Regions from separate parts of the Homo sapiens genome. Here region 1 is linked to region 2. A link is an interaction called in ENCODE POLR2A ChIA-PET data of the cell type or tissue named here. Cell type or tissue: PC-9. All regions are shown on one strand. Each heading gives the region's core, and the rest is flanking DNA. Links, peaks and the distances in the headings are about the cores only. Region 1 overlaps RASA2 (RAS p21 protein activator 2). Region 2 overlaps PXYLP1 (2-phosphoxylose phosphatase 1).

Region 1 (16,069 bases), core at 4,755-12,754, 230 kb before region 2:
ACATGCAATGCCTCAATTCCAAACCACCTTCTCTTCCTTCTCTTTGCCAACTCTGCAGTATATGGTGTTAATGCGAACGCCTCCCAGATCTGCAACACCAGGTCTAACCTCTCCTCAACAAACACTAGATGTGACTATTTAACTGTCTCCTTGGATATCCAGTAGGCATTTCAAATTTAACAAGTCCCAGAAAAACCATCTGATTTCTTTCCCCAAGATGTGCCCTTTCCCCAGTCTACCATTTTTCTCTCTTACTCTCACCATCCTCTATTTCCCCAAACTCCCATACCCAGTCTCTTAGCAAATCCAGCAGACCTCCAAAATAAATCCCAAATCCAACCAGTTCTCTTTGCCTTGACCAGAATCACCGAGTCCAAGCCACCACAATCTTTTATTCGAACAAACATGAGAGTTGCCTAACTGGTGCCCCTGCTTCCACTTTTGGCCCTCCTACAATCCATTCTCCATCAAGCAGTGTGATATTTGAAACATATTCTTTAGGTTACTCACTCACTCTCCTCCTCCAATACCACACCATTTCACTTAGAATAAAATTATCTTTCTATACCACAGTCTACAAAGCCCTACTTAATGGTCTCTCTGATCTCTTCTCCTTCCATTCCCCCAACCCCGGTCAGTGTTTAGTTTTTTTCATTCATCAACTGTGCCACACCATGTTCAAGTTTAGGGCTTTTGTCTGGAATGCTACACTCCTAGATATCTTCAATGGCGAGTGCCTTATCATTCAGTCTCAGCTCAAATATCACTAACTCAGAGAAATCTTCCTTGACTATTCTATCTAAAGCACATAGTTCTGCTACCATATTCTATTTCTCCATTTTGTTTCTTTGATAGCACTGATGATTATCTAAATTTCTGTTCATTTTTAATTCAGTGTTTATTTTTTGGTTCCCTCATTCTTGAGGCCCAAGAACTTGTTGATCTTCAAGATCTTAAACAGTGACTGTCATACGGTAGACAGCTGAGAAACATTTGTTGAAGGAATATTAAATAACCTAAAAAGTCTAGTTTTGAAGTTTTGAAGTCCTTTGATACTCTAGCTCAAAGGACATACACAAGTATGGGCGCTGAAATCAGTACACTAGTTCCCTTATGCAATCAGTTGGCATAAGGGAAACAGCATTACCCCAAGAACCATAAAACCAATATTCCTCTCTTACTCTGCTACTAAGTGGCTGTATGACTTCAGACAAATCACTCAATCACAGCTTTCCTGATGAAGGTTTGGACTAGATAAACTCAAGTATCTTTCTGCTTATCAACTTTAAAGGCCATTTAAACCAATATATTTTAGAGAAGTCTATTAGAAACCTAAGAAGCACCTATAAAAAAACTCAGTAAACACATTATTTATAAAATTGAAATAAGAAAACCAATGGAATAGTACCAGTAAGATACTTCTTAAATCTGTCACTAAAAAAATAAAGTTACTACTTAAACAGAATAAACAAATTTAGGTCCATCTCAAGTCAGAATTGAGGAATCTCACCTTTTAAATGATTAATTTAATTAACTGCCTAAAATGGGTTAGTCCTTACAAATAAACCAGGTCACTAAGACAAATAATCTATATCTGAACCGGTATTCATCCATTTTCCTCTTCCTCCAAAGACTAGTTATTCCTCTTCTCATCCAAAGCTCATCCATTTACCTGTGCTCTCTCTACCCCATTCCCTCTTGTCCCTCCAGGACACTGTCTAGCAATTCTATTTTCATTACTTTCAGCCTTCTTGTTCTTCAGTCTCTCCTTTTTCTTTGACGTCTCCCTTCTGCATAATTTAGACTTTTTTTTAAACGAAAGTCCAACTAGGTCGCAATATAGGACCTAAAATATAAAAAATTTGGAATTAGACCATAATAATTTTCTACTTAATAAATATGCTCCATAATAAATATGCTCCATATCTAATTGGGAGAATTTGAAACACTAACTGTCCCTGAACATGTTTCTGTTTCATTCACATAGGTGCAGTTTTGAGAAAACAACATTATATAAATTTACACATATTCTACTTCCCTCTCCCTCTTAAGAGAGAGACAATGAGGTTATTTTGAAGAATCCAATGAACCTGACATTATCAGATATTTATCCAGAATAAATAAAAATGTAAGATCTATGTCATATGAAAAAATGTACCAAGCATCCTTTCCTATAAAAGCAGTTATCATAATCTGTACTTCTTAAATATCCACCAATGACTGAAGTTCAAATAAACTTTGTTGAAAGTTAATTCATCTAATCAATGCCCGGCTCAACAATCAATTGTACAAATATGTTAAGTCAGATACTGTAACTCCAAACTATAGTAGTGATTAATTGGCACTTTATAAACAACATAATCAAAAAGGAAGTAATGGTTACAGATATAATAAAAGTAATATTGTGCCTATTATATCTCTAAGCATAAAGAGAATATGTTAAGAGCCACACTTTACATCAAGCTACACAAAAAGACAAAAGTGAAGAACTTTGGAAGACTGTACTTGCTTGTGTGTGATATTTGTTCAGGGCCTCATGAACTCTAGCCAATTCTGGTATATAAATGAGCATGCGCCTTGGACCAAAAAAAAAAAAAATCCATTGCCAAATTTCTTGAAAACTTATTCTATAATCTCTCCTTTCAAGTGCTCCCTTCAACTCACAGCCTAAACCTGCAACTTGCCCTCTTATCCTACTTCTCTACTTCTTGTTTAGAACCTTGAAGAACACTAACAGGCTGGGCGCAGTGGTCATGCCTGTAATCCCAACACTTTGGGAGGCCAAGGTGGGCAAACTGCTTGAGAACAGGATTTTGAAACCAGCCTTGGCAACATGGTGAGATCTCATCTCTACTAAAAATACAAAAAATTAGCCAGGCGTGGTGGTGCATGCCTGTGGTCCCAGCTACTTGGGAGGCTGAGGTGTGAGGATGGCTTGAGCCCAGGGGATGGGAGTTGCAGTGAGCTGCCACTGCACTCCAGCCTGGGACAAAAGAGCAAGACCCTGTCTCAATAGTAAAGAAAGAAAAAAAAAACCCAAAAAACCACTAATATTAAGTGCCCAAATCGTAACACTGCTTTTCAGTCCCACCTTATTTGACCACTCTTCATTATTTGACAACACTAACCTTTCCTCAGCTCAGGTAACCTTGTATGAGGGTTTTTCTTATACTCCCTCTTTTGGTCTTTTTATCCACTAACCACATCTTAAACGTGAGGAAACTTTCGGTATCCACAGACCACTTAATTCATCATAGAGGTGAAGGACAAATTCTAGTTTTTTTTTTAATGTAGTCATTATAAAACAATAAAAATATACAAAGAAACAAATGAGTTTCTCAACATTGTTTGACGGTATTATTTATAAACTTTCTCAACTTATCTATAGCCCGTTTAATGACAGCCAGCCTTAAGGAGAACCAGGTTCTAAACCTGCAGTAAATATGGTAGATTACTGTTCACATCCATTTCAACCTCCTTCAGTGTATGTCTTCCTGTGCTGCAGAGAAGAGAAAGTTAAAAAATACATTTCCCAGCCTCTCTTGTGGCTACAGTTGTAAATGTGATTTAAGTTCCACCAACCAGATGCACTCACTAGAAATTTCAAGGACAGAAGAGAAGGGAGGTTGAGTTTGGGTTGTTTTACTAGCAAACATTGTCATGGAGATGTTCATGTTCACAGCAGTATTTGTTGAAGTCCTAGTATTCAGTCACAGATTTCATGAATATTAAGAAAGGCACAAGGCATCCATTCTGCAGTACAGGTTGTGGTAGGCAGGGCTTGGCTCTAGGGCCAGCAACAACAACGGCTTACTGAGGAAGGTGGCTGCTTGCTAATGGCTATTTCCTAACAGTAGTAGACTCCTGATCATGGCAGAGGTGGTAAGGTTCTAAGACAGGCATCTAAAAGTTACAGTTTCACAATTCTGCAAAAGTCTTTCTGATCCTAAAAGAGGCAATAACTCTCTTGGTGGCCTAGATGCAACATGGCTTTTTCTAGATCTAGAGTCTGTTTCTTCAGCCTTGTCAACAATTTTGTAAGCCACTTAAAATTTTTTTATTAAAGCTCTTTCTGCTTAAACTAACTAGAGTTGATGCTGTCACCTAATCTCAATTCTTTTCTAACCTTTGTTTCCAACAAATTAGAAAATCCCACTTTGAGTTACTGGTCATCATGGTTGGGTAAATCCACCGGCTACACGTGGCTATCTGGATCAAACATGGACACAGAAATTACCAAGCAATTTTTCACTGAAAATTATTTTCATTGTTCCATCAGATAGTGAGTTGAATAGCAGCACACTTAAAAAGGGAATCCTTTAACTTGGGAAATGGATCTTAACTCCATATATAGTTGTATCTACCTTCACAAAATATTTCTTCATCTTCTGTAGCATTTGGATAAAATTTTAAAAATATATTCAATAATACAGTATTCATATTTTCATGAATTTGGAATGCCAAATTCTTTTTTCTTTTTCTTTTTTTTTTTTTTTTTGAGACAGGGTCTCGCTCTGTCGCCCACGCTGGAGTGCAGTGGCACAATCATGGCTCACTGCAGCCTCGCCTTCCTGGACTCACGTGATTCTGTCACCTCAGCCTCCCGAGTAGCTGGGACTACAGACACATACCACCATGCCTGACTAATTTGCTTTGTATTTTATGGAGAGGCAGGGTTTTGCCATGTTGCCCAGGCTGGTCTTGAACTCCTGGGTTCAAGAGATCTGCCTGCCTTGGCCTCCCAAAGTGCTGGGATTATAGGCGTGAGCTACCATGCCTGGCTGGGAGTGCCAAATCCAAATTCTTAACATTCAAATCGTGTGCACCATTTTGGGTGCCTCTATTTTATCCTTAAATTCACAAATCATAGTTTGACCCTAAATTAATAAGAATAAAGTATTCAAGAAATTCAATATATTGCTAAGATATGACACAAGCAAGCCAGCTGAAATAATAAAAATGGTTTTTACTTGCATTTGAATGAAAGGAAGAAATGTTTTTATAGTTCATCCCTCATTTCAAAAATTCTGTGCATGCGGAGTCCTGCAATATGCAAAAGCAGACATTTGTCCTACAAAGGCAGATACATTGTTCCCACAGCAAACAGTATAGATTTGATTGTGTGTACAACTGTCACTATTTCCTTCAACAATAAATCAAGATCAGGAGGTATATCAATGACAACCAACTGTTCCTCTACGAAGAAAGGAGGTTGACATTCAAGCACAATTTATTTTATTCTGTAACATCTTTTCTTGTTGATTCATAACTGGTACTCCTTAAGCACTTTTCTAGTGTACATTACGACTTACAACATAACTGTTAACTAATTTTTTAAAGTCTTCTTTCTTAAAGGGTGGATTTTCAAAGACAAACAGAATAATCCTCCATTGTGCATTTCTTCTCTTTCACAAATGTACTGCAAGTATGCCAAGAACATCTTCCCACTATACATCCATGATTTTGTCCAAATATAAAATGAAATATCCTCTCGCCCACATGTGATAGTAATTGTTTTTCTACATCATATCTTCCTAAATCATACATATCTTAAATAAAATGCTGTGTTTAGCTTTGATACTCAACCTTCACAATGTTGCTAGTTACCTTTTTAATACGTACACACACACACACACACAAACACAGAGACACGTATAAATAAATATAAATAAAACATCCCTTGCTTAGAAGTCTTCAATGGCTCACACTATCTACCACTGCCCACTTGACAGGACAAAATCTAAAATTCCTTAGTCTGGCACAAAAACCCTCCATCCCTCCATGATCAGGTGCTATCTACTACATGTTCAACCTCATCTAGTTCATCTTTACCCCCACAAATTATGCTGTAGCAGTACTATATTTTAGTTCCTTGAACACACTGTTCTCTCATTCCTCTGTGTATCTGCAATGCTATTTTCTTTGTATGAAATGCCCTACCTGTTTTTCTCTCCAAAGAGCTCTGCTTAAGGGCATCTTTGCAAAGTCTTCCTCAATTCCTATGTAGTCATGTCACTCTTTCCCATGTGTTTCTACTGTACCTTGCATCTCTACTACAGTGATCATATTGTTTTGTACTTGTTGCATTTCACTCAACAAATATTTACTAAGTGCCTAAACACACGAGGCACTGTTCTAAGTGCTGGGGATATAACAGTGAATAAAAACAGGTCTCTGCCCATACGAAACTGTTGTACAATATATACAGGGACGACAAATACCACAAACTCTTAAATAAGCATATAGTATTTATTGTCATGGAAGAAATAAATATTTATTGCTATTCAAGAAAACAAAGCAGGTTAAGAGAGTTAGGGAATGGCAGGCCCAGAGGGTAGAGACAGGGAGGAGGTCAATGTTATTTTATATAGGGAAGCAGGGAAGGCCTTTCAATTAAAATATTTAAGCAGATACCTGAAGGAAGTCATTGAGGGTATAAGCCATACAGATATCTGGGGAAGGAGACGGACAGGCAGAAAGAATAAAATGTGCAAAGGCCCTGAGACAGGATAGTTTGGCACACTGGAGGAGTGGCAAGGAGGGCAGTATGGCTACAAAGCAATAAGCAAAGTGGGGAGAGGGAGGAGATAGTAAGAGATGGAGTAAGGGTATGGGAGGAGACAGGTTAAATAAGGTCTTACAGGCACGGGAAAGTCTTAGGCTTTTTTTGTGTGTCAGATGGTAAGGTTTTGAAGGATTTTCAGCATAAAAATGGCAAGATTTTTTGTTTTAAAATCAGTGCAGAGGGGAAAGGTAGAAGCAGGTGACTAGATAGGAGGCTACTGTAGTAATCTCAATGAGCGAAAACTTGCAGGTCAGGGGAGGGGCAGAGCAGACACGGGTCTGGAGAGAATGGGTCATTTGGGCATGTATTTTGAAGATGGAGCCAACAGGATTTACTGCAGGGTGTGAGAAATAGAGTAGTCAAGAATGACTTCTAAGAGTCTTAGTCTGAGCAGCTGGATGAATAGAGATGCTATTTCTAGAGACACAGCCTCTTGTTGGGGACCAAATTCAAGAGACTGTATTGAATATTAAATCTGAGATGCCTTATACATCCAAGTGCAGACAATCTGTCCAAGGACAAAGGGTCCTAGATAGAGAAAAAATTTGAGAATCATCAGTAAGTACATAAAATTTACAAAACCAAGAGACAATACAAAATCACAATGGGAGCAAATATAGAAAAGAAATTTGAAGACTGAGCCTCAGGGCTCTCTAATGTTTTGAGGTGGTAAAGATGAGACACAACCAAGCAAAAGCAGTTTGGTTGTCTCTTCACTGAACTATAAACTTCTTGAGGAAGGGGACCAATTCTTAGCACCATCCTTAGCATAAAATATATAATGAAACAGCTGCTGAATAAGTATCAATGCGTGTGTATATAACTTTGGCATGGGCAAAAAAGAGGTTCCAATACCACATCACAAACCATAAAATTGTATGTAAACTTCTTTTTTCCATTTCATTTAAGTTGATTTATGTCAACTACTCCAAAGATTTTTTAAAAAGTCTCCTGTATACAGTTACCAAAAGCACTTAAAGAATCTTTATTGTATTAATACAGAGACGTTTTGAAAATAAACCAGTGCTGAAGTTCACACATTCAAATATTTACTGAGTACCTACTAAGCTGCTAGGATATGACAGTGAGCAAAACAGACAAAAAGTCTGTGTCCTTATTAGGCTAACACACATGGAGAGATCGACAACAAATAAGATAAATAAGTAAAAATGTATGGCCTAATACTAATAAGTATGGGCACCACAAGAAATGAGGTAGCTCAAGGAAGGCTTCATTGAGAAAGTAACTTCTGCATAAATACCTGAAAAAAGAGGAGAGACATGTAACTATAGAAAACAGCAGCTTTTAGATATTGTTAAAAAGTAAATAGTTTAAAGCGCGAAAGATAAACACCATCAAATCAAAACTGTTAAGATTAACAGAAATGGAAAAACAGCCAACTCTCTATGTACAAGATCAATGATTCCATGTAACAGTCATCAGACAGTAAATTCAAATCCTACCATATAAATTTTATCTAGGACAAAAATTCCAATATCAGGCTACTATCAAAGGTAGAGATTCTGATGTATATGCTTCTGTTCATGTATGTGAGTATGTACATATGTGAGTATGTACCTATGTGCCTATGTGGATGTTTGAGGATTATGTGCATGCATTTATACCTGAAGGTTTGCATGTATGTTTCTTCATGTCCTAGGGGAGGACACTACAGGGATAAGACAGAAAAGAAGATAAAGATTTATTAAGTAGTTAGATGCTCCAAGACAGTGTTAAATATTTTCTCAAATGTTTCATTTGATCGGTACGACAACCCTGTGAGATAAGCATTACTATTCCCTTTCATAAATTAAGAAAAAAAAATTCAGTTACATAGCTGGTAAGGTTATCTGGCATAAATCAAACTCCAAAGCCTAGAGTCTTTCTATTCAACTCTTAAGGTCTTTCTGAATACAGCTGTGCTGAGAAACTATTCCCATCTGAAAGAGATGTAGTAGGTCCAGGTCTGCTTCAAAGGTTACCTGAAGTACAAGGGTAGGCGCCAACATGGGTCCCAGTGGGATTAATCCCCTAGAAAAACTGCAAAGAGCCAGGGTCCTGGACAAGATGATCCAAAGTTAAGGATTATTTGGGGTGACAGAAAGCCAAATCATAATAATAGCTACCACTTACTGAATAAATTAATACATGTATTACACAGATTTTTCATTGACTTCATATATATTATTTTACTTAATCTTCACAATAACTCTTCTGAATGATATATATTTTCAAAATACAGAAATTGGGGATCGGAGGATAACGTTCCAGGAGGAAGGCATAACATGAACAAGTTCTGGAGGGTGGCAACAAGAAGAGCACCATCGAGGAGGCAGTGAATAGTATAAACTGACTAAAGCATAAAGAGAGATGAAGGGGGAATGAGAGGGAAAAGATTATAAAGGACAGCTAGTATCAAACAGAGAACCTAAAATGCCAAGCTAAGGTTTAACTTTATTCAGTAGGCAACAAGGGTCGCTAAAAGTTTCTGTGTGGTTCATACTTCAGGAAAAGTACTCTGATAGTCTGAAGAGCCTACATTAAGGTAACAAAGGGAGATAGGAGGAAAGAAAAAATAGAAGAGCTACTATGGAGACAGAATCCACAGAATTTGGCATTAACTGGCTTGAATGACTCAGGACATAATGTTCTAATACAGATCGAATATCCCTTATCTGAAATGCTTAGGACCAGAAGTATTTCAGATTTCAAATGTTTTTACATTTTGAAATGTTGCATTATATATACTTACCAGTTGTGCATCCCAAATCTGAAAATCTGAAATGCTCCAATGAGTATTTCCTTTGAGAATCATGTTGGTGCTCAGTTTTGCATCCTGGAGCATTTGGAATTTTGGACTTTGAAATTTGGAATGCTCAACCAGTAATAGAAATATCAACCTAAACAGAACAGTAGAACTTCAGGAGATGAAAAGATATAAAATATGCACATTTTGTCATTTACATTCACAACAACAACAAAAAAAAAAGAGTGAGAAAGAATGAATCTAATGCACATTTAAAAATATGATATAGTCTCTGGTATTGACTAGTTTAGAGTAAAATTAAAATGCTGTTGTGCCAATCTAATTCCATATAAATAAGACAACCCTATATAATGGTAATATATCATAAGGTCTTTGAAATTTTCTTCTAAAGTTTAATTTCAATTTTTGCAATATGATAAAAGGTATGCATAATTATAAAAACATATACAGTACTAGTATAGTATAGCAAGTTAAATGAATGCATTACAGAGGCAGACATCTGCGTTTCAACATGAACTTTGCATTTAACTATCTGTATGTCCTTACTCTCAACCTCTTATGTAAAAAGAGGTAACTATAATGCTTCAAGATTGTTGTGAGCATTAACTAAGGTAAAGCGCTTGGCACAATGCCTAAGACAGAGTAAATATTCAATGGATAGTAACTATTAGTGCCCTTTCTTGGCTAGACATTCTTAAAAATTAGCATCTATATACAATTCCCTTCATCCAAGCCATTAGCTCCTGACCAAAAATAACCTGTAATATAACAACTGGGTATAACAGAGGAGGTCATTGTTTAAAATGAGTCCTTTGTTACAGAATCAATGGATTTCTATTATAGGAAATACATGGAAACACGTCCAACCTTTATACCTCAAGCTCCACATCTCTAAAATGAGGATACAAATCTGAGGTTGGCTAGCCAGAGATTTGTTTGGCCTGCACCAAATTTAAAAAATAATTTGTGACCATCTAGAAACTGAGAGCTAACAATAAATAAATTTGTATTTCTGGTTTCTCTTTAATAATCAAAATCTGGCAAAATGATTTTGAGTGGAAACTGCAGACAGGTGTATCTTACTAAATCATAATAATCTCTGCTGGGCTTTACTGCATTATACCTGGTCTGTGTATATTTGAGTTTGCAACTCCTTAGCCAGTTAATCTTCTAGGTTCTCTATAGCTCTAAAATCTGAGAGACAAAAAAAATAAAAAATAAAAAAATAAAATCTGAGAGACAACACTTGAAATTTAAAAAGCACAGAGTAACACTGATTTCTAATGCTTTCAGATATTAACACTTATTGCCAGTTTAACCTGATGAACACTACAAGAACTGGATATACATGTAAGTATGAATACTCCAGTACATTTCTATCAAATAAGTTATCCATTAAGAAAACTATGAAAAGATACTTTATGAGTATCACTACTGCTCATGTTAGAACCAACACTTAACTGAGCACAAAATGCCAGGCAGTATACCGAGTCATTTAACCTTTTCACAACTATGCTATATGATTAGTAAAACTACTATTCCTAATTTGTAGACAAGGAAGCTGAGGCTCAGAGAGGTTAAGTGATTAGTAGAAAAGTAGCAGAAAACCATGCTTTAAACATGCTACCTTAGCCTTTATCATTTAATCAGTTTTCACACACTTAAAAAATATTTTGTATATAATAAATCTTACACAAGAAAAAAACACTCCCATTGATTTATCTTTAACAGTTCTGAATGGAGAAAGGAAGAGAAGAACTGTCTTTATCACACATGACCTTCCAAAGAGTCTCAAATTTACCCCCTTCAGAGTACATCAGATTGCTGCAGGGTATGAAGAAACAAAAACAAAAAAAGGAGGGGGGACTGTCAAGAACTACTGAAAAGAAAAAAGTTATGTAGCTGTTATTTCCTTCCTTAGTGGCTCCTTAACTGTCATCTTGAAAACACCACTGGAAAGTTACACATTTGTGACATTAATCAGACAGAGAATGAGAAATAGTACCAATAGGCATATGGTGACTGCTGGAATATCTACCACTAAGCAGAGTTTTCCAATGCATAAATTAACATGGTGAGATAACTCAGTTGTCAAGCAATTTTCCTCACTCCTGGCAAATGACTTGTATCTGTAAAATAATCCAAGAGTCTATAATCCCACTCGATTGGTAATCTTTAAAAAAACAACACATTGGCCAGGCACGGTGGCTCATGCCTGTAATCCCAGCACTTTGGGAGGCCGAGGTGGGCGGGTCAGGAGATCGAGACCATCCTGGCTAACATGGCGAAATGCCGCCTCTACTAAAAACACAAAAATTAGCTGGATGTGGTGGCGTGCACCTGCAGTCCCAGCTAATCGGGAGGCTGAGGCAGGAGAATTGTCGAACCTGGGAGGTGGAGGTTGCAGTGAGCTGAGATCGCACCACTGCACTCCAGCCTGGTGACAGAGGGAGACTCCGTCTCAAAAAAAAAATCAACACATTAAATAACTCCTACCAGAAATCTGGTTCTGCCTAAGAACAAGGCACTATGATAAAATGAGGTAGTACCAGTGAGCAAACACTTGAGTGGGCACAGGACTCTAGGAATATGACACAGTTTGGGTGGCTAGCCGAGACTCAGTGAAGCAAAGAACTGTTTTTTCGTGTGTGTGTGTGTGGCTATAAAACCTGAACTATATATAAGTACAATTCCACATAAATAAGGCAATCCTGTATAGTGGTATTATATCACAAGGGTTTTTGTGGGTATAAAACCTGAACTATATATAAGTACAATTACACATAAGTAAGACAATGGCTAGTGACAAGACAAAGTCAAAGTAAACGCATAAATACCACTGCAACTCCTCAGTGATAAAGTCTACAGAACATAATCGGGGCTAGTTGCTGCATGGAAGTCATGTGCACAATAACTATCATACAGTTATCTACACTGCTATCATATTAATCACTTTTCACTGAAGCTTAATCTAGAACAAGAAGTTAGGAAACTACTATACACGAAAAGGCAAGTTTCACAAGGTATTGCCAGGAAGTGTCTATGGGTTATATAGATACGTCACCAAGTTGCGGGCAGGATCTTCCTGTGGTTTGCCTTGCCCACTTCCGGTTTCAGTTTTGAATGTGTGCTGATCTACAAGCTCCCTACAGACCCCTTCCTCAAGTGGCAAACCAAACTCTGAAGTACATATGGCAGGAATCTCTTCTGGGCTAAGCCAATGGTACCTATAGCTACAAGAAGCTTAGCAAGGCTACCAAGGTGACCAAGAGAGCCTGGTATGACAAACAAAAGGAAGGCAAAAAGCCAGGTGCTGGCAGAACTCAGGGCTACATGGACAGGCTATATATGGGATATGGCTGTTATTTCTGGTGACAGCATCCAGGGGGCCAAAATAGGATTCATATTGATCTTCGCCCCCCCTCCACAAAAAAAAGACACCTAGACACATAAAGAAGTTACACCCATGAGCATATAAAGGTGTGTATGTGTATATCTGTGTGTGTGTATGTATGTGTGTACACATATCCAAGAACCACTCAAAAGTACATACAAACCCACATAAGCAGTTAGGCAGCTAAAATAATTACATTCATGAACCCCCAAAACAGGCCAGAAGATAAATTCTTATGGCATTCAAACATCATAATTTTATTGAATATCCACTACATTAGACCATAGCCAATTTAGGAGTAATTATCAACTTCTTGACAACATAAATGTATTCATCAATTCCTTCCAATATATCATCTCACAGGCAGCTTTGTAGAGAAAGGGATGTGGGCTTTGGTAACATAAAGACTTTCTGAAAACTTGGCTCTGCTCCCTTACAATCCTGAGCAAATAACCTCTGTCTGTTGCTTCTTCTCTAAAATAGGAATAACAATCTTCTTCATGAAATTGGATTACATGAAATATTTTGCAAAGTATCCTAACACAACATCTGGAAACCAGGAAATACTCAATAAACATTAGTTCACCCCATCTACCAAGAATATTTTATATAAAACTGTAAAATTCAAAACTAAAATTCTGTACCACTCACACAAATGTCATATTTTAAAGGATCCAAAATTTTCAGACCCTTTTTACCACATTTCTCTGAAACAATGTATTAAAATTTTAAAAAGTTTTTCTAACATAAACAATTAGTCAAACAGGCAAAGTATATAAGAATTTGCTGTATTATTTCTACTTTTTTTTTTTTTTTGAGACAGGGTCTCACTTTGTCACCCAGGCTGGAGTGCAGTGGTGCGACCTCAGCTCACCGCAGCCTCAACCTCCTGGGCTCAAGTGATTCTCTGGCCTCAGCATTCCAAGTATTAATAGCTAGGGCTGAAGACACACACCACTATGCCTGGCATTTTTTTTTTTTTTTCGTTTGTAGAAACGGAGTTTTGCCATGTGGCCCAGGCTGGTCTCAAACTCCTGAGCTCAAGCCATCCACCCTCCTCAGCCTATTCTTACAATTTGTAAGTTTGAAATTATATCAAAAGTTACCAAAAAAACTTAACAGAAAAGTTGACTTTATTTCTTCTATAGCACTCAAAATGTTACAAAACCTAACATTTGATTACTCTTGTTTTGCAGATAGGATAGTCTTCCAAAGTAGAGCAACAGAGACTGGCACAGCTTAAGATTAATACTGTATCAAGTTCATTTATATAAATAGTTACTTTTGATAATATAATATATAAATATACTCCCTATAGGAAATCAAACCATTACAGATAAGGCTAACTCGCTCTTTTTTTTTTTTTATTATACTTTACGTTTTAGGGTACATGTGCACAATGTGCAGGTTTGTTACATATGTATACATGTGCCATATTGGTGTGCTGCACCCATTAATTCGTCATTTACATTAGGTATATCTCCTAATGTTATCCCTCCCCCCTCCCCTCTCCCCCCACCCCACGACAGGCCCCGGTGTGTGATGTTCCCCTTCCTGTGTCCAAGTGTTCTCATTGTTCAATTCCCACCTATGAGTGAGAACATGTGGTGTTTGGTTTTTCGTCCTTGTGATAGTTTGCTGAGAATGATGGTTTCCAGCTTCATCCATGTCCCTACAAAGGACATGAATTCATCCATTTTTATGGCTGCATAGTATTCCATGGTGTATATGTGCCACATTTTGTTAACCCAGTCTATCACTGATGGACATGTGGGTTGGTTCCAAGTCTTTGCTATTGTGAATAATGCCGCAATAAACATACGTGTGCATGTGTCTTTGTAGCAGCATGATTTATAATCCTTTGGGTATACACCCAGTAATGGGATGGCTGGGTCAAATGGTATTTCTAGTTCTAGATCCCTGAGGAATCGCCACACTGACTTCCACAACAGTTGAACTAGTTTACAGTCCCACCAACAGTGTAAAAGTGTTCCTATTTCTCCACATCCTCTCCAGCACCTGTTGTTTCCTGACTTTTTAATGATCGCCATTCTAACTGGTGTGAGATAGTATCTCATTGTGGTTTTGATTTGCATTTCTCTGATGGCCAGTGATGATAAGCATTATTTCATATGTCTGTTGGCTGCATAAATGTCTTCTTTTGAGAAGTGTCTGTTCATATCCTTCACCCACTTTTTCATGGGGTTGTTTTTTTCTTGTAAATTTGTTTGAGTTCTTTGTAGATTCTGGATATTAGCCCTTTGTCAGATGAGTAGATTGCAAAATTTTTCTCCCATTCTGTAGGTTGCCTGTTCACTCTGATGGTAGTTTTTTTTGCTGTGCAGAAGCTCTTTAGTTTAATGAGATCCCATTTGTCAATTTTGGCTTTTGTTGCCATTGCTTTTGGTGTTTTGGACATGAAGTCCTTGCCCATGCCTATGTCCTGAATGGTATTGCCTAGGTTTTCTTCTAGGGTTTTTACGGTTTTAGGTCTAACATTTAAGTCTTTAATCCATCTTGAATTAATTTTTGTACAAGGTGTAAGGAAGGGTTCCAGTTTCAGCTTTCTACACATGCCTAGCCAGTTTTCCCAGCACCGGCTAACTCCCTTTATCCACCATTGAGGCAATCACTGTTATCTGTACAACTGTTCAGACCTCTTTTTATGTATTTATCCATCTACATGCAGAAAAGTAAAATGTTTTGAGATTTAAAACAATACACAGGATACTACACATATTATTCTACAACTTGCTGTTTTTACCCAACAAGACATCCTGGAGTTCTTTCCTTTCATAACATAGATATACCTCATTCTTTTTAGTTGCTATAGAATACGTGTATGAACATATTATCCATTTTCCTACCGATGTACATTTAAGTCGTCTCCAATTATTCTGTTTTACCAACAAGGCAACATTGAATATCTTTGTATATGCCTCTTCTCTAAATGTACAACTGTTGATGCAGGGCAAATAGGTAGAAGTAAAAATGCATGGTGTATAGACATTTAAATTCTTAACAGATATAGCCAAAATGCTCTCCAACATTGCTTTATCAATTTAAACTCACAACAACAATGAGGAAAATACTTATTTCCCTAAACCCTCACCAAAGACTGAGATAAACTTTCCTTTTTTTGTAAATTGATGTTTTAAAATTTTATTTCCCTGATTAATTTTTACTTTACCAATATTTTCATGTTTACTGGACATTTGTATTTCCTTTCCTGTGAGATGCCTATTCGTATCCTTTATTTTTCTAATGGCCTCTTGTTTTTAAGTCTGTATGAATTATTTATATAATCTGGACATAATAAATAGAGAGGCATAATAGCACAGTA
Region 2 (13,816 bases), core at 3,729-11,728:
GGCCCCCTGCACTTGCTGCTTACTCCATAGGGAACGCTCTGTCCCCGGACCATCACAGGGCTGGCCCCTTCACTTCATGTAGGTGCCTGCTTGTGTACTGCCTTCTGGTACCTGGCACATGATAGAAGCATAAAACTAAAATTTGTGCAATAAATGCTGATCAAAGTGGATGTTTTCTCCTCCTTGGATGTAGAAAAGCATATTTAATTCATATTTATGAATGCAAAAAAGCATTTACTAAATATGGCATATAAATAACTAATAACCTTAATGCTGGCTAAATGTAATACTATGAGGGTTAAAATAGCACCTTCCTTATAAAGCACATGGCATTCACAAAGAGGCAGCTTCTACTACAAAGGCTTTGAGAGTCACAGGGTGTGGCATCGTGGATGGAAACCCTGGGGCAACAAACTTGTGGACCGCCAGCTAGTGCTTGGTTCAGCTCACTGCACCCTGCCTGCTGGCCACAGTATTCCGTTTCACTAGACTAGAATAATGGGCATGCTCCAGGGCACACCACCTTTTAGGAGATCACAACATTAGTAATTTTTAAAGCTGAAGTAGCACCTGGGAAGACAGCAGGTATTGCTCGTGACCCAGATCCCACAGTCCTGGGGGAGTCAGCAGCCTAGAGAGGGTCCCCTTCACCGGGGTTCCTGCTCACTCTTACTCTTAAGTACCTGTTTATAATGATGAGTCAACTATTACTGTTTTTAAAGATTAAATTAATTAAATGACATTAAGTAACTATGCATACTCCACCCTCTTCACACAAAGGATTTAAAGTGGCTTCTAAAAATACAGAATGTTCAATAAAATAAAACTAGGCAAAGGAAAATGAGGGCAGAGGCAGCCAGGCCAACTGGTCCCTAGGAACTGAACCTCTCAAATGGGAGCGCCAAAAATGGCCCCATTAGAGGGTCCTGGCATCACTGTGACAGGGGCCCTGCAAGACGAGCTACAAAGTGTCACTTTTAAAGAACAGCCCTGGCTGTAGTGAGGTAATCCATGGCTCCACCAGGCTCGCCCTCCCGGGGCAGGCTGGCATCCCAGAAGCATTCCATCAAAATAACGTCTTCCCCACTGAGCACTTCATCTCCTGACCTCATTCACTAAACTCTGCTAGAATGTTATGTGCCTCCAGACACATTTGCTGAGGTCTAGCCCAATATTTTATTGCTAACTATGCCTCTAATTTTAGAGCCATGCCATTTCCATACAATTTCCACACTCTGTTCAATTATTTTTCATCCTAAGGGCTTTCAACCAAGAACAGGCTGCCTCTACTCCAGTGAAAAATTAGAAGGGTGAAATAATTCTTACATTTATATGGCTCTGCAATTGCTAACGTGCATTTGTCTGTGTCATCTCACTTACTCTTTGCCCCAACTTTGCATGGGGAGCCTTGTGATCCCCGTTTCAGAGGTAGGAGGCTGAGGCTCAGAGGACACTAAGGGGCTTGCCCGCTGCTCTGAATGGAGCAGGTGAGCTGGGGCGGAGGACTCTTAACTCAGTGCTCACTGTACTGTGTCCCAACTGTTTATTAAAGTGAAAAACATCAGGGTGGGAGGGTGAGCCTCAGACTGGCCTGGGCTCAGTATATCTGCTGTGTTGCTTCAAACAGGTGTCCCCGCCTCTGTGGGCCTCCATCTTTTCAACTGTATAATGGCACTCACATGTAGGACTGCTCTGAGCTCAGGCTCCTGCAAACAGTATGGTTCACCAAGTGTAGGTCCTGTCATTCTCTATCCTACAGGATATAACAGACACTTGAAAATGACTTTTAGAAAAAGTGCAATTTACCTGTTAGCCACCAGAGTGCAGTCAATTTCTGGTCGCTTTGTTTTGGGAATGACATACAGTGGGTACCTGTCTCCGTGGCGAATGAACACATGCACTGAGACCAGCTTAAAATGATGCGGGGCATGACCTGCGCGAGAGAAGCACATTGTCTGGTTATCACTCAATAGGTGTCAATCCTTTTAGAAGGGGGCCAAGGGGATGACCTGGCCACATTTGGGCTGGGAATCTGAGCCGGAGGCAGCAGGGGCCACCGTGGGTTTGCAGAGCCACCACAGTGAAGGGGCCCTGGCTGCCATTCTGGATGGGGGCCACTGAATAGTCTTACAAGGCGGGACAGAGGAACATGAGTAGGCTGATTATGTCCCAGACCTCCTGGAAACAACGGGAGGCTGGTGAAATGCGGGCATGACTACTAATGTGGCCTCACTCACATGCACAGACCAGGGAGAGAGCCACGGAAATACTAGAAACAATGATTTCTGCTTTAAATCTTTCATGAGACCAGAGAAGGCATAAAGAGATCAATAAGGATTCAACACTATGCTCTGATACACTTTTACAAAAGCAAAACTTGTAGAAATTGCCTCACTTCTATGGCAAGACGCCAGCAGGACATCCTGTGGACATCCTGAGTCCCAAGAGGCTACCCTGAAAAGCAGAGTGTCTCAATGTGCTGCACTAGTGCCTGCCAAGGCCACCTTTCTACCTTGCTGCTGTCTCACTAAAGATCATGATGATGGCAAACATTTGTGGTGGGTTGATCGTGAGCCACGTGGTATGTTCAGAGCAGTTACTGAAACCTCCCCAGTCCCAGGCATAAGTCCTGTGAGTTACTCCCATTTTATAGAGGAGAATGCAAGGACCCAGGAACTCATTCAAGGGCACAGCCTGGTGGCAACTGCAGGACTTGGGTCCTGGCCATCTTGCTCCTTACTGCTGTGCAATGCTGCTGGAATAACTAGTCCCCAAAGGGGTATCTGTCCTGGTGGCACAGTCAGGCCTACCTTCCATGCTGCGCTCGGCCACGCTGGGGATGTTGCAGTACAAAAGAGCTTCATAAACGGGGTCTGTCACAGGGGGCTCCGTCACAGGGTCGGGCATGATTCTCTTTCGACTCTTGCTACTCATTCCATTCTTAGGAGTCGACACCGGGATCAGGTGGACTGAAACGAAGTAAGGCAGGTTGTGACGCACAGTTCCTGGGGCGCCAGGCCAGCTGCAAGGCCCAGCGCAGGGCTGGATTTCACTTTGAGGAGCTATTCTTACACTGAGAATCAAGGTGCACTTCAGTGGAGCAGAAGTCAGCTTCCCATTCAAGAAGGGCTTCTGAGCCCCACTGTGTCCTGCCCCTTCGTCACTGCCACTACCCTCTCCTTATCATCTATTCAACACCAGGGGAGCCTCCCAAGCAAAGGGGCCTCTCTCAGGGCAGTTGGAGGAAGAACTCACACACTAACTTCTTAGGACCTGATTACCTCTTCCTAATGCCCTTTAATTCCAGTAACAACAAGAAGGAGGAAAACCATCATTCCTCATTGAAGACCTGCTAGGTGCCAGATGTGGGTGTCTGACATATCCCATTTATCATCATCTGCTTTATGCTTTGTGGGCCTTCAGAGTCGCTCATCTAACCCATGAGAGCACTTTACAGAAGAAAGCCAAGGACCAAGGCATGTGTGGTGGGTGAAAGCCTGTCTCACGCTTACTCCTTGACTTCAGGCCAGCTTCCCTGCCACTGTCTTCGGCGTGGCATGTGTGGGTCTTGCAATCTGTGTGCTTGTCCATCTACTACCCTCATTCCATTAGTGAGCTGACCCTTCACCACCACGTGTGGTCAGGCTGGACTGTCAATCACAGTGTCCCCACCCCCTGGCAGGGGTGGACATGTGACCAGAGTCAATAAGGGTAGTAATGGGGCAACTGGACTCCCTTTCCTCGAGACAGGTGATATACAGACTCTAGAAGAGGTGCTCTTTTTCTTTCGGATGCTAATCTGTAAGAATGGAAATGTGGGGCTGCCCAGCCATCTATCCCTCATGAACAGCTTCTGTCTCAGTGGTCCCTAATCTCTCCGTGCCTAGGGAATGTCTTTGTAGCATCATAGATCCTCTAGAACTCCCAACACAGTATAGTCATACTTTCAGCATCCGCCCTTTGAGGGAAACACATGAAAATAAGTGTGCTCACAGATCTTTTTAACTTCTAAAAGATTTATTAATCACCATAATATCTACACATGCGCACGAACAATAGCTAAAACAGGGACCAACCACCAGCCTAAATCAATGTAAATTCCCTAATTACTTCTACAAATTCTTCTACATAAATATTTAAAACTTCCCTTTGGCAAACAGATGCCATAAACAAAGATAAAAGGCAACACACTGAGAGAAAAATATTTGCAACTAACCTAACAGACAAATGATTAATATCCAAAGTCCATAAGAGACCCTACACCTGAAAAATCATTAAAGGATATGAACAGGCTAATCGCAGAAAAATAAATACCAATGGCCAATAAACACATGAAGAGATGCTTAAGTTTGTTCATAATTAGATACAGATAAAACAACAGTGTGATACTGTTTTTCATAATTGTTTATTCATAATTAAAGAAATATAAATCAAACAGTGGACTATATTAATAATTTTTCCTCATCAAACTGGAAAATCATGTTTTAATGATAACACTCAATATTGGGAAGGGTGTGAGAAACCTGACGCTTCCAAACATCATGGGGAGGGTGGAAACCGGCACCTCTCGGGAGTGTTTGGCAGTAGCCATCAAAATGGTATATGTGCACTACCCCCGATCTCGTTATTCTACGTCTTGGAATCCATTCTGTATCTATAAAGATAGCGATGCCCACGCACAAAAATGTGTGGCCAAAGAGATTCCCTGCAGTGCTGTTTGTAATAACAAAAAAGGGAAATAACCTAAATATCCATCTCTAGCAGAACAGAACGTTATGTCCCTACTGTGGAATGTTCTATCCCAGTTAAAAAGAAGGGAAAAGAATCAAAGATAAATTAAGTGAAGTGAATACACCAAGTCACTGTATACTGATATAATCCTCTTTGTGTAAAGAAAAAAAACAAACCATAAATGCATAAATATACAGGGATTTGTTTATTACGTAAATGCATAGAAAAAATGTCTAGAAGGTTATCCATCATAACACAGCAGTGGTTTTCCTCTGGGAAAGGATGGAATGGGGTGTGAAAAAGTATTTTTACTTGTTTGTATATTCGCACACACATATACGTACAGTCATGAGTTGCGTAACAATGGGGAGGCACTGAGAGATGGCCCTTAGGCAATTTTGTCATAGTGTAAACATCATAGAGTGCACTTACACAAACCTAGATGGTAGAGCTTTCTACACACCTAGGCTATTTGGTCAGCCTGCCGCTCCTAGGCTACAAACCTGAACTGCATGTTACCGCACTGAATGTTGTAAGCAGTTGTAACACAATGGTAAGTACTTGTGTATCTAAACATATCTCGACTTAGAAAGAATACAGTAAAAATATGGTATTATAATATGGCACCACTGTCATATATGTGTTCTGTCGTTGATGGAAGTCATTATGTGGTACATGACTGCATATGTATTTATAGTAAGCACATATTAATGTATTCTATATGTATAGAAATATATATTTCTGTATTTCTATGCTGTCTAGGTAAGCATTTTTTTTTTTTTTACAGTGAACGTATTTCCCTTCATTACTTGTGTTACCAAAACAACAATCACAGAGATACAGAACTGGTGATTCACCCACCCAACATTAGCCCTTTGGTTGCTCCTAGGGCCACTTTCTTTCCAGTAGTTGGAAGGTGCTAGGATGGCTAACACAGCCCAGGTGTTCAGAGGGAATTCACTACAGGGGGATTAGCACAAGAGCACGGAAATATAGAAAAGTGCTAAGGCAGTCTCTTAGTGACCTGGCCCTTCTGGCTGGCTCAGTCCTTGATTCTGCTCTTTTGTGAAATCTACCAAGTCCTGGCCCCTTGGCCATGCCTGTGGGCACACTCCCTTGGAGTCTGGGCCAGGGACAGAAGCAGCTAAGGAGACAGGATAATATGAGTGACACAGAAATGGAGGGGCACAGGTGAGGACAGTGGGTGTCCTAGAGTGCCCACAGTTTGCTAGTTCATCTATAAGCACCCGGGGTGAGGCCTGTTGTGGCTGCCATTTGGGAACCATGGTGGTTGGGTGCAAATGACCCACCCATGACCCAAGGAAGCAGTGGTTTGAAAACCACAGATAAAGATCAGAATGAGACCTTCTCTCCAGAAAGATTTTATCTGCTGCTTCCTCTGGTATCTGGGCCTGTCAACTGTGTCTACTAGTTCAGAGTGTGAGATCACCCTGTACTATTTGTACCTCCCTGAGTCACCAGGACATAGCATCAGTTCACAAGGGGCCTTCCCAATACCAGGCATTCAAAACAGGTCCTGACACATAGAAGCTGTGAGGAGAAGTCTCCCCAGCTCCATCTTGACCCCAATCCCAACTTGGTTCTCACTGTTCTGAGCTGCTCTGAGCCATCCCACCCCACAGGATGTTTCTCGCCTATGCTCCACCGTTTGCTGGCAACTCTACTCTCACCCTCTGCTCCCGAAATCTGACCAACACTGTAACTGATCCTAGGGTCACCTCCTCCAGGAAGCCCGCCCTGAATCCCCAGTTCCCACATCCTCTTCTATGAGCCTACCCAGTTCCTGCTGCCGTCATGGCTCACAGCATAGTATATGCAAGCAGGGGTGTCCCAGTTTGTCACCCTGCCATCCCAAACATCCAGAGGGCTGGGAGTGTGCGTCTTTCACATTTATATCCCCCGCTGACTGACAGAGGATAGGTCTTCCAAAAATACCTGCTGAACTGGGGCAGACGCTGTGCTCCATGCTTTTGATGAAATATCTCATTGACTCCTCATGTGGAGCACTGAGGGTTGCCGAACCAGTCTGGGGTGAGGGGCATCCAAACAGGCTTCCCAGAGGAGACACCTAGCTGGGCCTGAAAAACTGATGAAGCTGGCTGTGTGGAGGGGAAGAGGAGAGGAGCAGAGGGGAGGCCGTGAAACACAGCCAAACATGGCAGATGGGGGTCAGCAAGCTGGCTCAGGATACGCCTTGGGTCCCGTAAGGCCTGGTCAGGTTGGCCTCACCAGGGTCGATGTGCAGGCCGGGCTCCAGGAGGAAGGCTGGGAAGGGGCCTGGAGGAGCAGACCCCGGGCTGCAGGCCGCCTCTGCCCTGGTGCTGTGCTACTCACCACATCAGCTCTTGAGGCTTGCCCCGATCACCTAGATAAAGGGAGCTGAGGGACAGACCCAGGGGCTGGGGGCAGACACTGCTCCAGGACACTGCTCCTCCCAGCAGGCTTTGCCCAGGCCCCCCGTGCCTCTAGCTGTCCTGTGGAACAATTAGAAACTCTGCTGACCTCAGGCAGATGACAGCAGCTCAGATGTCACAGGGCAAGAGAAAGAGGCTGTGGGGGCATCAGAAAGAATAGTGGGCAGATAAATAGATGGAAGGATAACGAGTTTCATTATGTAGGTGGGAAAACCCATGAATCTAAATGAGTGTCCTGGGGCCACTGTGCCACCAGGACCAACACGAATAACAGGATACGAGATATCTTTTACTGATGATTAACTCTGTACCAACGGGCATGCAATTTCTCTGTGGTGTGATTACCAAGTAGGAGGGCAAATTTCCGTAAGCTACCTTTGGAAATAAGCCTCTCTTTTATGGCGGTGTTCTCTGCTCATCTCATCTACGATCACTTTCATCCTGTCCACACATCTATAACCCTCATGTGTAAAGATGCCGACAAGGTCTCAATTTCAAAGAAATGGCAGAGAACATGACCTCTAAAGCATCTCCTTGGGACCCTCCCTCTCAAAAGCAACCAACAAATTTCTTAGAATCATGAGTAAAACAACCAGATGCTATCCCACGCAGGCTCCCTCCCCACCACCCTTCCCCACCCCATCTCCCGAATGCACAGTGGATGACTCTGTATGTATTACTAGTAAACATTCCCATAGCTATAGCTAGGATGCAAGCCAAACTGATCCTCTCTCTGCTTTTCCCAGCTTTGGATCTCAACCTAGGAAGAGTAACCATCAGCCAGACAGTAGACCTTAGGCAGAGGCAGGTCAAGGGAGTTACCTAAGGTCCTGAAGCCTGTAAGCCCGGACCTGCTCACCCACTAAGCTCGGTATTTATGCATTTGTCCATCTGGCCATCCAACATGTATGGAGCACATGCTGGGGATTCTTCAGAGAATAAAATGGACAAGGTCTCTGCCCTCACGGGGTTTACAATCCAGTTGCGGGGGACAGTCAGACATTAAATAAGAAAAGGTGGGGAGAAAGCACATGGACCATAAGGAGAAAATAGCCTTCTCAGGCACGGGGCCCCCTGCACTCACTGGTTGCTGGTTGGGGGGTGCAGGTATGGAAACGATGCAGTGAAGACATGGATATAAAGGAAATATTGGGAAGTTACCAGATGTGATGGTTAATACTGGGTGTCCACTTGATTGGGTTGAAGAACACAAAGTATTGCTCCTTGGTGTGTCTATGAGTGTGCTGCCAAAGGAGATTTACATTTGAGTCAGTGGGCTGGGAAAGGCAGACCCACCCTCAATCTGGGTGGGCACAATCTAATAAGCTGCCAATGCAGCTGGAATATAAGCAGGCAGAAAAAATATGAATAGACAGGCTGGCCTAGCCTCCCAACCTACATCTTTCTCCCATGCTGGATGCGCCCTGCCCTTGAACATCGGATCCAAGTTCCTCAGTTTTGGAACTTGGACTGGCTTTCCTTGCTCCCCAGCCTGCCGACAGCCTATTGTGGGACCTTGTGATCATGTGAGTTAATACTTAATAAACTCCCCTTTATAAATATATATATACGTATATATTCCATTAGTTCTGTCCCTCTAGAGAGCCCAGGAGTGGTCAATAACAGCTTTAAGCAAAACACGACTTAATCAACTAGACTTGGGTTAGTAGCGAACACTAGAAACTTGTTTAGAGAGACATGTTTCATCTAATGATGATTTGCTCATTTTGATTTTTTGTTTATTCCATTGATGGTCCCCATGGAATAGAAAATAAGGAGGGAAAAGGCCAGGGTCAGAGTCAGATCATAACAGCACAGGTTGCTAGGCCACAAACCCCTGTCTAGCCTTTGAACCTCAGGGCACCTTAGTTATCCCTGAAACTCAACAACCATAGGGGCAGCAGATAAAGTTATAACCGAGTATCTGCTGCCACCTCATTATCTGGGAGTTACTCTGACTTGCACAAGGACACACCAGTTTCTTTCCCCTAGGGTGTCAAGCCAACCTCCCTGATATCCAGGTCACCTCCCTATACCAAGGCCCTGGGATAGGGCCAAGGACAGAAATCTACCTGCATATGTGGCCTTCTTCTTGCCTTAGGAAACTGCTGTATGCAAGCTCCTTGCAGGTGCCTTGAAACTGACTTTAATGGAGCACAATGAAGGGCCCCAACCCTGGGTCAGCTCATCTCTCCCCACTTCCTTCTGTGGCGACAGACCCATCCTCCTTTGGGAGCAGCTCCTCTTCTCATGCCAACCCCATGGCCCGGTGGGGGCTGTCATGCTGCTCCTCCAGGACCATGTCTCCGCCTTGCTAACTAGCCCAGGGATGAGGACCTGACTCTAGGCAGCTGTGCTAATAAAGGGACCTTTCCAGGAAAGACAGGCTGTCCCATGTGGAAGACACTTCTGCAGTGGGAGTCAGATGGCTTCCAAACCCCTCCCTCCTGCCATCCCCATGCTTGTGTGATTTGGCTGTCAGCCTTCTTCTGATTACACAGATACCTGGCAGATTACAGTTGGGTATCAGGGACCCAGAGTTTCCCGGGAAATGTGAGCATGATGAGGCTAAAGTGTTGGCTCAGCTCTGTCTCCATTGCTCTGGGATCAGCTGCCACACAAGTCACCCCACTGACTACACCAGCAAAGAACCTCTTGGGGCCAAGGTCCAGCTCCACTATCTGTTTACCTTCCTAGCTCCAGGGTCTGCCTTGCCCTTTTTGGGACTTCAACACTGGGCTAGTCACTTCCTTAGGGGACTACAGTCACTTTTTCCTTGGAACTCCACTGACATCTGTCCTCAGTTGCCCCTGCTACCATGGTTCTGAATGCAGGGAGGTAGCCTGGGGCTGGGGGCTGCAAATGAGCTATAGTATTACAAAGATGTGAATTCATGTCCTGGCTCTGTTACCTCCTAGCTGTGTGACCTGGGGCAAGTATCCCTGCCTCTCTGTGCCTCATTTCCTTCATCTGTCAAATGAAGGTGATGATACCTACAGATCAGGGTGGTAATGATGATGTTGAGATACCACCTGTGAATGGATTCTGGTAAGGAATCAAGAAATACTATTTTCAATGTTTAAAAAGTGAGCAGGATATGGTGGCACATGCCTAGAGTTCCAGCTACTCAGGGGACTGAGGCAGGAGGATCGCTTGAGCTCAGGAGTTCGGGGCTGCAGTGAGCCCTGATCACACTACTGCATTCCAGCCTGGGTGACAGAGTGAGACTCCATCTTATAAATGAATGAATGAATGAATGCTATTTTCTACATCCATCCCCTGGATGTGATTATTCCTGTTTCCTGCAGGCTCTTAAAAGGCGCTCCCTTCAACTTGGGATCTGGAAGGGATATCAAACCCCTGCGTCCACCCCTTCACAAAAGCACAACCAGCCAATCTCCCTTCTCCTCTTGGCCACTCCAATTTTAGCAGCTTTTCTGGCTCCCTTAAATACATTCAGCTTATCTGAGATAGCGTCTCCTCATAAGCTAAAACACCCCCAGTCCTGCCACCTAATTTCTCCAATTTCTCCCCGCAAATAAACCAAAAGGTTCTTGAATTCTCTCTCCTTCACTGGTCTGCCAAGGAATAATGACGCGCTCTGTCAGTTCCCACAATTCCCTTAGTGCTCCTCAACCCACTAAATTATCTTAAATGCCCGCCCTGTCTCTAACCTGTACTGAATTTTAAAAGTGCACTGTAACTGTCAAATGAAAACCAGAACCACAACGAAGAGTCCACAGTTGTTATCTGCCTCTCATCGTCTGCTTTTAAAGGCTGGAGTGGGAATCATGTTATACAGGTGAAATGGGAAAAGTCAAGCCCACATTTGTAGACTTTGAGACACTTGGTTTTACATAAATGAGATTGATCAAACAGTTGAATCTGCTCTTGCCATTTTGATCTATCCACTTTGAGCTGCAATACACCAACCTTTCTTGTTTTCCTCATTCTTAATGTTGCTTCATGGTGAACCACATTAGGTAAGAATTTATTAAGTGCTTCTGATACGCCTGGTAGCATTCAGGGAGCCGGAGAACTCCAGCAGAGTTCAGGGCTGGGCACATCCTATCAGCCTGGAGCTCTGCTCCCTGGGCTATTTGCACGCTCTATCTCCTCCCTCCTTGACCCTTTCCTCTGACATTTGCCTCTGGGACCTAAGTCCACCCATTGCTTGGGCATGGGGGCTCCCCCTGTGGCCTGGGCTTGAGCCCCAGTTGCAGCCTCTCAGAGGAGTCAGGAAACCCCACACTCTTCTGGGAGCTGCTGGTAACTGGCCTTACCCTAACAGGGCCATTGGATTAGATGATGCCAACACCAGACTCCAAATCACCACACACTCAAGACAGAAACTAGAAATAAGAGATTTCCAGGACAGGCCTCCAAAAAGAACCATGAAAAGAACCTGTCTCCTTAACCTTTTTGGGTCATGAAGGTTATGACCCTCATCTTTGAGAACCTGATGAAAACGATTGATCCTCATCTCTGAAAGACGATGCGAACACAGTCTTGTGAATTGGACTTCTGGGGGTTTACAAGACCCCTGAAACCCCATGGGACAATGCAGAAGTCCACAGGTTCAGGCTAAGAACCCAAAGTACCTGGAAACAGGTTTTCAATTTCAACACTCAAGAAGAGATGAACAGATTTTCTTTTTTCAAAATAAAAAGGGGTCATAAAAAACATGAGTTCATCATAAAATAGTCATTCAACACTAAAGTATAAAAAGAAAAGGAAAATCACCCATAAATCCTACCACCCAGAGAACCCCATAAGGAATATTTTAGTATTTGAGTATATATGTGCCCTGCCAGAGGCTAAACATGTGCTTCTGTCCCTGCTCCGGTGGGAATGGTGACGGATGGTCACTCAGGCCCAAGGACATTGTTCTCTCTCCCCAAGAGGAGCAAATAAGTTTCCTGTGTCTCAAAGGTCTGCAACCCACTGAGGCCACCAAACCAGCAACCTGTCCTTGAGGGTGGGTGGGTTGTCTGCCTTCTGTGTAAAGGCTCAAAAGACATAGCCAGACAGGCGAGGGGCTTTGGGGAGGCCACCTCAAGGAAAGAGAGAATGTGGCCCAGGGTGGGGCCTGCACTCTCAGGCATGTGGACATCCCACAAGAGCTGCCCCACCCTCTGGTAGATACCTAGGGGTGGTGTGGACGGGCAGACCCCTGGCCAGTGGAGTCCAGCCCCTCGGATGACACAGGGAAAAGAGAAAGGCAAAGAGAGGCAAGATGTGATGCTGAAGCTCCAGCCAGATAAATCCTAGAGAGGGGCCATGCATCCCAGCCACCTCCCCATTCTTTCCCACCTGAGCCCACCCCTGAGCTACGGCTCTGAGGCACAGGGTAACATCTGTAGTGTGTGTGACAGCCGCACTGGCAGGAGGGCAGGATGGTAGTGAGGGCAGGATGGTGAGGCAGTCCCAGAGCTCCCTCCCAGGTGCCCGCCCTACTTCACCCTCGTGTACAGGATTCAGATTCTGCCCTTGTCTCCTCTTTTAGATCAGCCTCTTCCTTCTCTCTTGTGAGGTGGGGCTGCTGGTACATAACAGGGCTCTGCCTCTGATCAGCACTCACTTCATTTCAAGGTGGGCTTCCTCCTTTTAATGTCATCAGCATGGGGCCAAAGCCCTGTTGCCAAGACAACAGGGAGTGAGCGGGGTCTGCACTGCGTGGCTTGGCTCAGCAGGCGCACACTCTGCCTGCCAGACTCCAGCTGGCCTCGCGCTCTCCCTGCAGTGGGTACAGCCACATAAATCCTGTGGCTTTCTATTCTGTTCATCTCTTCAGTGGATCTTAGAGATCTCCAGGCACTTTCCTGAATTCACTGAATACTTCTACTAATGCTTTCTATTTTTACTAACTAGCCGTGATAGTATTTGCTCTTGCTGACTCAAGACACACACACACACACACACACACACACACACACACTCTCTCTCTCTCTCTCTCTCTCTCTCTCTCTCTCTCTCCCCCACCCACCCGCATATAAAGGTACCATTTTAAAATTTAATATATTATGCACAACCTTCCAAGTCAATAGAGACAGGTCTATGTGATCATGAGGTAATGGGGTATTTACTGTTGTACACGTTGGTTGCCTTCTCCTTTGTTTCCTATTACAAATGATGCTGCAGTAAACATCTTTAAACAGATATCTCTATCCCCTCATCTAATTATTGATGAGAACTTCTTTAAGATAAGGAACTAAGAAGAAAAAAGGGAAGAAGAGAGAAAGGGAAGGTGGGAGAGAGGGAGAGAGGGAGAGAGACAGAGAGGGACAGAGGGAGGGAGGGAGACAGAGAGGGAGGGAGGGAGGTCATTATCTAGCTCCACCCTGAAAGAAAACTAGGAATGACCCACAGACATAAATGTGTCCATTCTCAGCTTGCAGAAGAACCTGCTACATGACACTCTCACCTTCCCACTCCAATGCATCTACAACATGAGCTTAAGAAATTGTGACAACAGCTTATTTGTCAGATTTAATTTTGTCACTCATCTATGGTGTTTTTTTTTTTTTCACCTGCAGATATTTAACTCTATGTGGCAACTGGACATAAAGCATTCTGAGGAAAAGCAAATTAAAACTCCCAGAAATCAAACAGAAAGTAAAATCTTTAAGAAAAGGACCAAAATTAACAAA

The links. ChIA-PET counts read pairs that join two places held together with the same protein. Peaks named below come from ENCODE experiments on the same cell type or tissue, not always from the same donor. Only the 100,000 strongest peaks of a DNase experiment are listed, where the experiment ranks them.
Region 1: POLR2A ChIA-PET joins it to region 2 with 36 read pairs; 3 of 35 experiments call an interaction of 5 or more read pairs at or near these places.

Annotation. Positions count from the first base shown.
Region 1 is chr3:141,495,345-141,511,413 of GRCh38, reverse strand. The region is part of intron 1 of RASA2 (RAS p21 protein activator 2); the gene reads right to left. Among named protein-coding and RNA genes, the nearest start is that of RASA2, 16 kb to the right of the region's middle. In PC-9, for the core only: no CTCF peak of the experiment used is centred there; no DNase peak of the experiment used is centred there.
Region 2 is chr3:141,267,495-141,281,310 of GRCh38, reverse strand. PXYLP1 (2-phosphoxylose phosphatase 1) reads right to left here. Exons shown (of 6, transcript NM_001037172.3): 3 at 2,811-2,969; 4 at 1,807-1,933. Among named protein-coding and RNA genes, the nearest start is that of PXYLP1, 43 kb to the right of the region's middle. RefSeq lists an enhancer at 7,316-7,485. In PC-9, for the core only: a CTCF peak has its summit at 5,323; DNase peaks (open chromatin) are centred at 5,130, 6,110, 6,750, 7,400 and 1 weaker place; H3K4me3 peaks cover 1,135 bases; H3K27ac peaks cover 5,617 bases.